Regions from separate parts of the Homo sapiens genome. Here region 1 is linked to region 2. A link is a contact called in ENCODE Hi-C or POLR2A ChIA-PET data. All regions are on one chromosome and are shown on one strand. Each heading gives the region's core, a stretch centred on a gene start or an enhancer-like site at or near the end of the contact. The rest is flanking DNA. Distances are from core to core; before and after follow the strand shown. Region 1 overlaps STAT5B (signal transducer and activator of transcription 5B). Region 2 holds the start of WIPF2 (WAS/WASL interacting protein family member 2).

The links. A loop is a pair of places that touch in the nucleus more often than their neighbours do. ChIA-PET counts read pairs that join two places held with the same protein, here RNA polymerase II (POLR2A).
Region 1: a loop to region 2 is called in a map of aorta, with 16 times the contacts of the local background. The contact joins the enhancer-like site here to the promoter of WIPF2 in region 2. A Hi-C loop is called at or near these places in 1 of 168 maps with a recorded cell type or tissue (aorta). POLR2A ChIA-PET finds 5 or more read pairs at or near these places in 1 of 52 experiments (WTC11).

The regions. Positions count from the first base shown.
Region 1 is chr17:42,265,078-42,269,633 of GRCh38, reverse strand. The region is part of intron 1 of STAT5B (signal transducer and activator of transcription 5B); the gene reads left to right. Among named protein-coding and RNA genes, the nearest start is that of STAT5B, 9.0 kb to the left of the region's middle. Within about 2 kb of position 2,598, at least 7 of the 41 ENCODE cell types and tissues checked have a DNase peak (open chromatin) inside an H3K27ac peak, as active enhancers do.
Region 2 is chr17:40,216,861-40,221,195 of GRCh38, reverse strand. It overlaps WIPF2 (WAS/WASL interacting protein family member 2), which reads right to left and starts at 1,892. Exons shown (of 8, transcript NM_133264.5): 1 at 1,704-1,892. RefSeq lists enhancers at 1,273-2,051, 1,952-2,061, 2,502-2,551.

The DNA of each region.
Region 1 (4,556 bases), core at 1,349-3,848, 2.0 Mb before region 2:
CTGTCACCTTTGACCAGGGTTGAATTTTCTTTGAATGTTGACAGAAGTTACAATGTCAGTGGAAAAAGCTTAATGTGAGGTATCTATAACTCAGAATTTCCTTATGTTTGTGTCAGTGAGATCCTACAATTAAAGCTGCTTCTTTTTTTCTATGTCTGATGAGTTTTAAAAGCCTTCACTGGGGTTTTCCAGCCTTTAGGTGAGAGTAAGTTAAAAAGTTTGTGAGAAACTATTTTTTGTTGTCTAAAATTCAGAGCCTAGGTCGGGCCCAGTGGCTCACGCCTGTAATCCTAACAATTTGGGAGGCCGAGGCAAGCGGATCACGTGAGGTCAGGAGTTGGAGACCAGCCTGGCCAACATGGTGAAACCCTGTCTCTACTAAAAATACAAAAATTAGCCAGGTGTGGTGGTGCACGCCTGTAATCCCAGCTACTCAGGAGGCTGAGGCAGAAGAATCACTTGAACCCAGGAGGCAGAGGTTACAGTGAGCCGAGATCGCACTACTGTGCTCCAGCCTGGGAGACGGAGCGAGACTCCATCTCAAAAAAATAAATAAATTAAATAAATTCAGAGCCTATAGCTGGTGGCAAGTCACTGTTTTTGAAGGAGTGGGATTTTAAAAAATCTAACCTGGGCTAAATGTTAAGTTACATTCATACATGTCATTGTAGCCTATATAAAAAGAAACTTGAACACTTGATCTCTTAAAGTACTAAAAATTGGAATTCATCAGCTTTGTAATATAGCATTCATTCTACAGTATATTTAAATAGGTAAAATGTTCTGTTAGAAATAATGCTAATTCTGTTTTTTTGTTTAATGTTTCTAAAAATCTTTTGGTCATCTTTTAGGTTTAGGAAAAGTAGCAAATTAGAGATCTACAGAAATCTACAGCTCTTTAAAAATGAAACAGTTCACCCTGTGAATTTGTTTGCAGGATTGGTGATCTGTTTCTGATGCCAGGAAGGTGGGACTCCTATCTCATTTCTGATAGAAAGTGAGGGAAAGCTATGTATAGTGAGAACTGGATACTAGATTCTTATTCCGAAGGCATGGAAGGTTTAATATGTAAGGATACAATGTAAATAGTCCCTCTTTTTGTATTTTTCTTTGGTTATTGTTACGTAACTATAGTCGTTTGTCACTTAATGATACATGGTGACAAAGTTCTAAGAAATGCATTAGGCGATTTTGTCATTGTGGTACCATCATAGAGGGTACTTACACAAACGTAGATGGTGAGCCCTACTGCACACCTAGGCTGTATGATAAAGCCTATTGCTCCTAGACTACAAACCTGTGGAACATGTATACTGTATTGAGTACTGTAGACAATTGTAACACAAGGGTAAGTATTTGTGTATCTAAACATATCTAAATATAGAAAAGTTACAGTAAAAACATGGCATAAAGGATAAAAAATGGTACATCTATATAGGGTACTTAACAGGAATGGAGCTTGCAGGACTGGAAGTTGCTCTGGGCAACTCAGTGGGTGAATGGTGAGTGAATGTGAAGGCCTAGGACATTACTGTACATTACTGTAGATTTTAAAAATACTGTCTGGTTAGGCTACATTAAATGTATTTTGAAAATTGTTTCTTTCTTCAATAATAACCTTAGCCTACTGTAATACTTTTACTTTGTAAACTTTTTACTTTTTTTTTTTTTTTTTGAGATGGAGTCTTGCTCTTGTGGCCCAGGCTGGAGTGCAGTGGCGTGATCTCGGATCACTGCAACCTCTACCTCCCGGTTCAAGCAATTCTCCTTCCTCAGCCTCCCGAATAGCTGGGATTACAGGCGTGTGCCACCACGCCTGGCTAATTTTTGTATTTTTAGTAGAGACGGGGTTTCACCATGTTGGCCAGGCTGGTCTCAAACTTCTGACCTCAGGTGATCCACCCACTTTGACCTCCCAAAGTGCTCGGATTATAGGTGTGAGCCGCCGTGCCCGGCCAACTGTTTACTTTTTTACACTTTTAAACTCTTTTGTAGTAACACTTAGCTTAACACATAAACATGTACAGCTGTGCAACAATATTTTCTTTATGTTTTTATTCTTTTACTTTTTCTCTTTTTAAATAATTTTTAATTTTTCAAAACTTTAAAAACTTTTTAATTTTTCAAAACTTTAAAAACTTTTTCTTAAAAGTGAAGGCATAAACACACACATTAGTCTAGGCCTACACAGGGTCAGGGTCATCAGTATCACTGTCTTGCACCTCCACATCTTGTTCCACTGAAAGGTCTTCAGGGGCAGTAACACATATGGAGCTGTCATCTCTTGTGATAACAATGCCTCCTGAAGGACCTGCCTGAGGCTGTTTTACAGTTAACTTTTTTTTTTAAGTAGAAGGAGTACACTCTAAAATAACGATAAAAAGTATGGTAAATACATAAACCAGTAACATAGGCATTTATTATCATTATCAAGTATGTACTGCACGCAATTGTATGTGCTAGACTTTCACATGACTGGCAGTGCAGTGGGTTTGTTTACACCAGCATTGCCACAAACATGTGAGTCATGCATTGCATTACAACATTATGATGGCTACAGCGTCACTAGAGGATAGGAATTTTTCAGCTACGTTTTATTATCTTATGGGACCACAGTGATATATGTGGTCTGTCATTGACTGAAACGTCATTATGTGGTGCCTGACTACATATATGGAAACTCTGAGTGTAGTCATGTTTTACAAATGAGTTTATCTTGCAGTGAGTTTAAATATCAAGTAAAAATACTAATTTCATTGTAATGTATGAAGAGATTGGCCTTTCTCCTCATGTTGAAGGTATCAAAACAAAATAGAAAATATTTGGCTTCCTGAGTGGCATGGCTACAATTCACATGCTGAGTTGGTGATGAGGCAAGATCCCTTGACTTTGCAATACCAGAAAAATGCACATAGTTAAAAAAAAATAGAGACAGGGGTCTTGCTATGTCTCCAGGTGATCCCTCCCACCTCCACCTCCACACCTCCCACCTCAACCTTCCACAGTATTGGGATTACAGGAATGAGTCACTGCACCGGGCCAAAAAGCATATAATTTTAAGGGAATGATTTTTTTTTTTTTTTTTTTATTTTTTGAGACAGTGTCTTGCTCTGTTGCCCAGGATGAGTGAAGTGTGCCAGGAGTGGGTCCTTAAGTAAGAAAACGTATTACTTTAGACACACATTTAAAATTTTGTCCAAAAATGTGATATTCTCAAAATTTATGGTTTTGAATTTTATTTATTATTTTAATTTATTATTATTATTTTTTAAAGAGTGGGGTCTCACTATGTTGCCCGGGCTGGTCTCAAAGTCCTGAGCTCAAGTGATCCTCCCACCTCAGCCTCCAGAGTAGATGGGACTGCAGGTGTGAGCCCCTGAGCCTGGCTAGTTTTGAATTTTTATTACCCAAATGTGAAGAGGTCTAGTTTGCACAGAACTTAACATTACATTCCAGTTTTATTGGTAAATTTGAACAGGATATAAGTGGCTTTAATAACTAATAAAAGAAGATACATCTTATAGATACACATATGTCTTTTTATATGTATACATAAATATTTAAAACTTCTTTATGCCAAAAAATGCCAGAAACCAAAGCTAAGTGACAAAATAAGAAAAATATTTCTAATATATATGACAAAGCATTATGGGTAAATATTCGTAATATATAAGTAATCTATATAAGTAGTAAGAAAAAGATGATTCCCATAATAGAAAATGAACAAAAGAAGAACTACAAATAGCCGATAATCATATGAAACAGTGTTCACCCATACTGGAAATCAAGAAATGCAAATAAAAATGACAAGTTTTTTCAGTTAACAGATTTATGAAGACTAAAAATATTGAAAAATAAGAGCAGTGTTGCTTGGGAATGTGGGAAACTGGCACTTTCATACTCATTGGTTGAAATGTAAATGGGTGCTTTTTTTGGATGGCAGTTTGATACATGTATTGAGAGCTTAAAAGAGTGCATACTCAAGCTGGGCATGGGAGCTCAGGCCTGTAATCCCAGCACTTTGGGAAGCTAAGGCAGTCGGATCACGAGGTCAGGAGTTCAAGACCATCCCGGCCAACATGGTGAAACCCCGTCTCTACTAAAAATACAAAAATTAGCTGGGCATGGTGGCACGTGCCTGTAATCCCAGCTACTCGGGAGGCTGAGGCAGGGAGTCAGAGGTTGCTGTGAGCCGAGATCACACTACTGCACTCCAGCCTGGTGACAGAGCGAGACTTCGTCTCAAAAAAAAAAAAGAAGAGTACATACCCTTTGACTTAGCAGTTTCATTTAGATGAATTTCATTCTAGGACATCTGAAATATGTTTAAAGATTTGTACAAATAGGCATGGGCAAGGACTTCATGTCTAAAACACCAAAAGCGATGGCAACAAAAGACAAAATTGACAAATGGGATCTAATTAGACTAAAGAGCTTCTGCACAGCAAAAGAAACTACCATCAGAGTGAACAGGCAACCTACAAAATGGGAGAAAATTTTCGCAACCTACTCATCTGACAAAGGGCTAATATCCAGAATCTACAATGAACTCAAAC
Region 2 (4,335 bases), core at 643-3,142:
ACAGTCAAAAACCAAAACCGTAAGGCAAAAATAACAGCATGAAAAAGGACGGGGACCCTGGGAGAGCCCAAAGCAATAACAGATTATTCAAGTCCTTTAAAAAATATGAATTCTGGACAGGCGCAGGGGCTCACGCCTCTAATCCCAGAACTCTGGGAGGCAGAGGCGGGCGGATCACGAGGTCAGGAGATCCAGACCATCCATCCTGGCTAACACAGTGAAACCCCGTCTCTACTAAAAATTCAAAAAAAAATTAGCCAGGTGTGGTGGTGGGCACCTATAGTCCCAGCTACTCGGGAGGCTGAGGCAGAAGAATGGGCGTGAACCCGGGAGGCGGAGCTTGCAGTGAGCCGAGATCGCACCGCTACACTCCAGCCTAGGCCACTGAGCGAGACTCCATCTCAAAAAAAAAAAAAAAACGAATTCTGGGCCAGGCACAGTGGCTCATCCCTGTAATCCCAGCACTTGCGGAGGCCGAGACAGGAGGATCACTTGAGCCCAGGAATTCCAGACTAGCCTGGACAACAGGGCAAGACTCTGTCTCCAACAACAACAACAAAAAAATATATATATATACATATATATATATATATATATATATATATATATATATATATATATACACACACACACGTTAGGCGGGAGTAGTGGTCACACCTGTGGTCCCAGCTATTGGCGGGGCTTAGGTGGAAGGACCACTTCAGCCCGGGAGGTCGAGGCTTTAAGGAGCCATGATCATGCCACTGCACTCCAGCCCGGGCGACAGAGTGAGACCACGTCTCTTAAAAGAAAAAAAAAGAAAAAAGAATTCCATCACATATCAGTTCCTTGCCTCAATGCTATTTTTAAGAACTTTCCTTCCTGATAAAAAACTCGACCATACACACTGCCATGCTGAACACTTTAACATTTCCATCTTGGCCGGGTGCAGTGGCTCACACCTGTAATCCCAGCACTCTGGGAGTCCAAGGTGGGAAGATCGCTTGAGCCCAGGAGTTCAAGACTAGTCTGAGCAACATAGCCAGACCCCACCTTTAAAACAAAAAAAAAAAAATTCCATCTTCCCTCACTTCACACCACTTCAACATGAACCCTCAACTCCAGACGTTCCAATGCGCATCTTAACATTCTCAATCCAACCTTTAACTAAATTCTGATTCCTTTTCAAAGAACGCTCTCAAGATTCCCTCTAGTGTAAGCAGTTTCCCGAGCCATCTTCCCAAACACTAGCTTTCACCTAACTCAATCCCCAAAATGTCACACTGGACTCCTCACCCACAGCATCCTGCTAATTAGCCGTTCCCAACAGGTCCTCCGTTCCCGTCTCCCTTTTTGCGCACGATTACCTCGTTCCTCACAGAGTTGCCGCCTTAACTCACCCAACCCTTCAGGAGCCCTTATTGCCTGTCTCTCAAAAACGTTCCTCCCCATTTTTCCAGTCCCCGCTCGCCCCATACCAATATTCGACCACTCCTCCCCAGATTCCCCACGCCCTCTCTCCTCCAGGTTCTTCCGATACAGTCCCCCGGCCCCCCGCCCCTCAGGCCCCACCCGCAAGACCCCTCTCCCCCTCCGGCCCCTCCTCTAATGCCCCCCTCTCTTCTCAAGCCCCGCCCCGAGCCCCCCTCCCCGCGACTTTCCCTCCCACTCAGGTCCGCAGGTCATTTCAGCGACTGACCCAGCCGCCCCGGCCTCTTTCCGACCTGGCCGCAGCTGCTCTGGGAGCGAATCCTCTGCCGCCTACACTCCGGCTTCGTCCTGTCCTGCTCGCCCCCCGGCAAGCTCTTTCTCGCCGTCGCCGCCGCCGCCGCCGCCGCCGCCGCCGCCACCGCCCCTTTTGCCAACCCGGAAATGGATCTGCTCCCACCGTCCCCAGCGTCCGCGAACAAAATGGAGGCGGGGGAAAAAGGAGGAGAGAGCAGGGAGCGGAGAGATGCGAGACGCATGCGCCCCTGGGAAGCCCGCCCCCTGCCGGCCCACGTAAAGGCGGAAGCGGTTGAGTGGACGCCATCTTAGGAAGGTCACAGGAATTCCGCTTACCAGCTAAAAGCTGGGTTTGCAACTTTAGCTGCAATTGGAATCACCTGGCAAGATTTAAATACTATGATGCCTGGTTCCCACCCCTGGAAATTATAATTTAATTCTGGGGTGCAGCCTAGGCATCAGGAAATTGTTGCAGGTGATTCTAACGTGTTGCCAAGGTGGAGAACCACTGAGCTAAACAGTCATTGTTGAATATACTCCTTTCGTCTTTAATCCGCCGCACACACACACACCCTCCCCCCTAAATATCCTTCCTTAATCTCGAGTTAACGAAGAACCCGCCTCGGCCAACCTTGCAAAGGCCAAGTAGTCAAGCTCCGGTTGTCATGGCAACAGAGGCAGGCCACTGCTCACAAGTCATCATTTACGTCATCTTACCCACCTGACTCGAACACCGTCTCTTCTTTCTCGGGCTGGGGTTTCCTCCAGCTTCCAGGGCTATAGGATGGTGCTGTGGACCCCTCCAGCTGCTTGGGCCAGAGAGAGAAATCCTGTGCCCTCTTTGATGGAGCTGCTGTTAAACCCTGACAGCTGACTAAGTATCTCTCCCTAGTCCACCCAGAAAAGCGCTTTCCATTATAGCTTCAAAATACTCTTGGTTTAATTCCATTCCCAGCACAGAATCCGAAGTAAGGGGGCAAGATTGGGACTTAGTCCCCATTACTTACAAGCTGTGTGCCATTGGGCCTTAGCTACCCTATCTGTAAAATGGGTCTAATAGTGCCTGTCCCGTCTGTCTCATAGAGTTGTTGCAAAGCTGAAATCAGTTAATGAATGGGAAAACGTGATAGAGCATAAGTTGTTATTATTTTTGTTTTCCTTCTATTCTGCCATGAGTAGTACTAGGCACCACCCACTAGTCAAGTAAATGTCACATTGAGTACCTGCTAAACACCAGGAGATGGCTACAGAGGTGACTAAGACAGAGCCTCTGCCCTCAGGGAACTCACTACGTTGGTGGGCAGACTGGCATAAACAGCTAGCTGAGATACAAGTCAGCGTGTGATTAGTGCTGTGGGACGTCAGACAAGGGAGCAATTAATTCCTGCTAAAGAATGGAAGGAGGTTTCCTAAATGGTTTGGAGCTGGGCCTTGAAGGATGAATGGAATTTTATTATTAATCAGAGAAGGCAGGGAACACAGCAGGCATAGGGATCAAGGACACGAGGTAAAGATTTTCAGCTGTCTACATCCTGCATGGCCATACGTGGGGCGATGGAGCCAGGGAGATGGTGGGTCCAAACACCTTACCAGAGCCTCCCAACTCTTCAACCTCATCCCCTGCCTGTCCCCTCCTCACTCACTCTACATTATGAGGACCTGATTTCTATCACTGCAATGTACCCCATTCAGCAGTTCCCACCTCAGGGACTGTGTACTGGCTATCCTCCGCCTCTTCCTCATTTTTCAAGCCTTACTGCAAATGCTTCGTCCTCAGAGGGCATTCACTGCCCACTGTAGCTAATGTAAAGCCCCATGCTCTATCACACACTCTGTGATAAGGGCAGCCGCTGGGATGAATATAGGGACATCTCACCCAGACTTGGGGAAATAGTGATATAGGCTTCATGAAAAAGGTAAATGGCCCAAGTGCAGTGGCTCATGCCTGTAATCCCAGCACTTTGGGAGGCTGACAGGGGGGATCGCTTGAGCCCAGAAGTTCAAGACCAGCCTGGGAAACATGGTGAAATCTTGTTACTACAAAAATTACCCGGATATAACCGGGCACGGTGGCTCACGCCCGTAATCCCAGCACTTTGGGAGGCCAAGGCGGGCAGATCACCTGAGGTGGGGAGTTCGAGACCAACCTGACCAACATGGTGAAACCCCGTCTCTACTACAAATACAAAATTAGCCAGGTGTGTTGGCACATGCCTGTAATCCCAGCTACTTGGGATGCTGAGGCAGGAGAATCGCTTGAACCCAGGAGGCGGAGGTAGCGGTGAGCTGAGATCACTCCATTGCACTCTAGCCTGGGCAACGAGAGTGAGACTCTGTCTCAAAAAAAAAAAAAAAAATTAGCTGGACACGGTGGTGTGAGCCTGTGGTTCCAGCTACTTGGGAGGCTGATATGGGAGGATCACTTAAGCCCAGGAGATCAAGGCTGGGCTGAGCCATGATTGGCCACTGCACTCCAGCCCGAGCAATAGAGTGAAACCCTGTCTAAAGGAAGAAAAAAGAAAGTAACTAAGTGAGGCCATACCCATATTCTAAGTGAGACTTGAGGGACAGGTAGGAATTGACCAGGGAAGAAGTGAAGGAAAAGCATTGTAGGGAGAGTTTGGGCAAAGC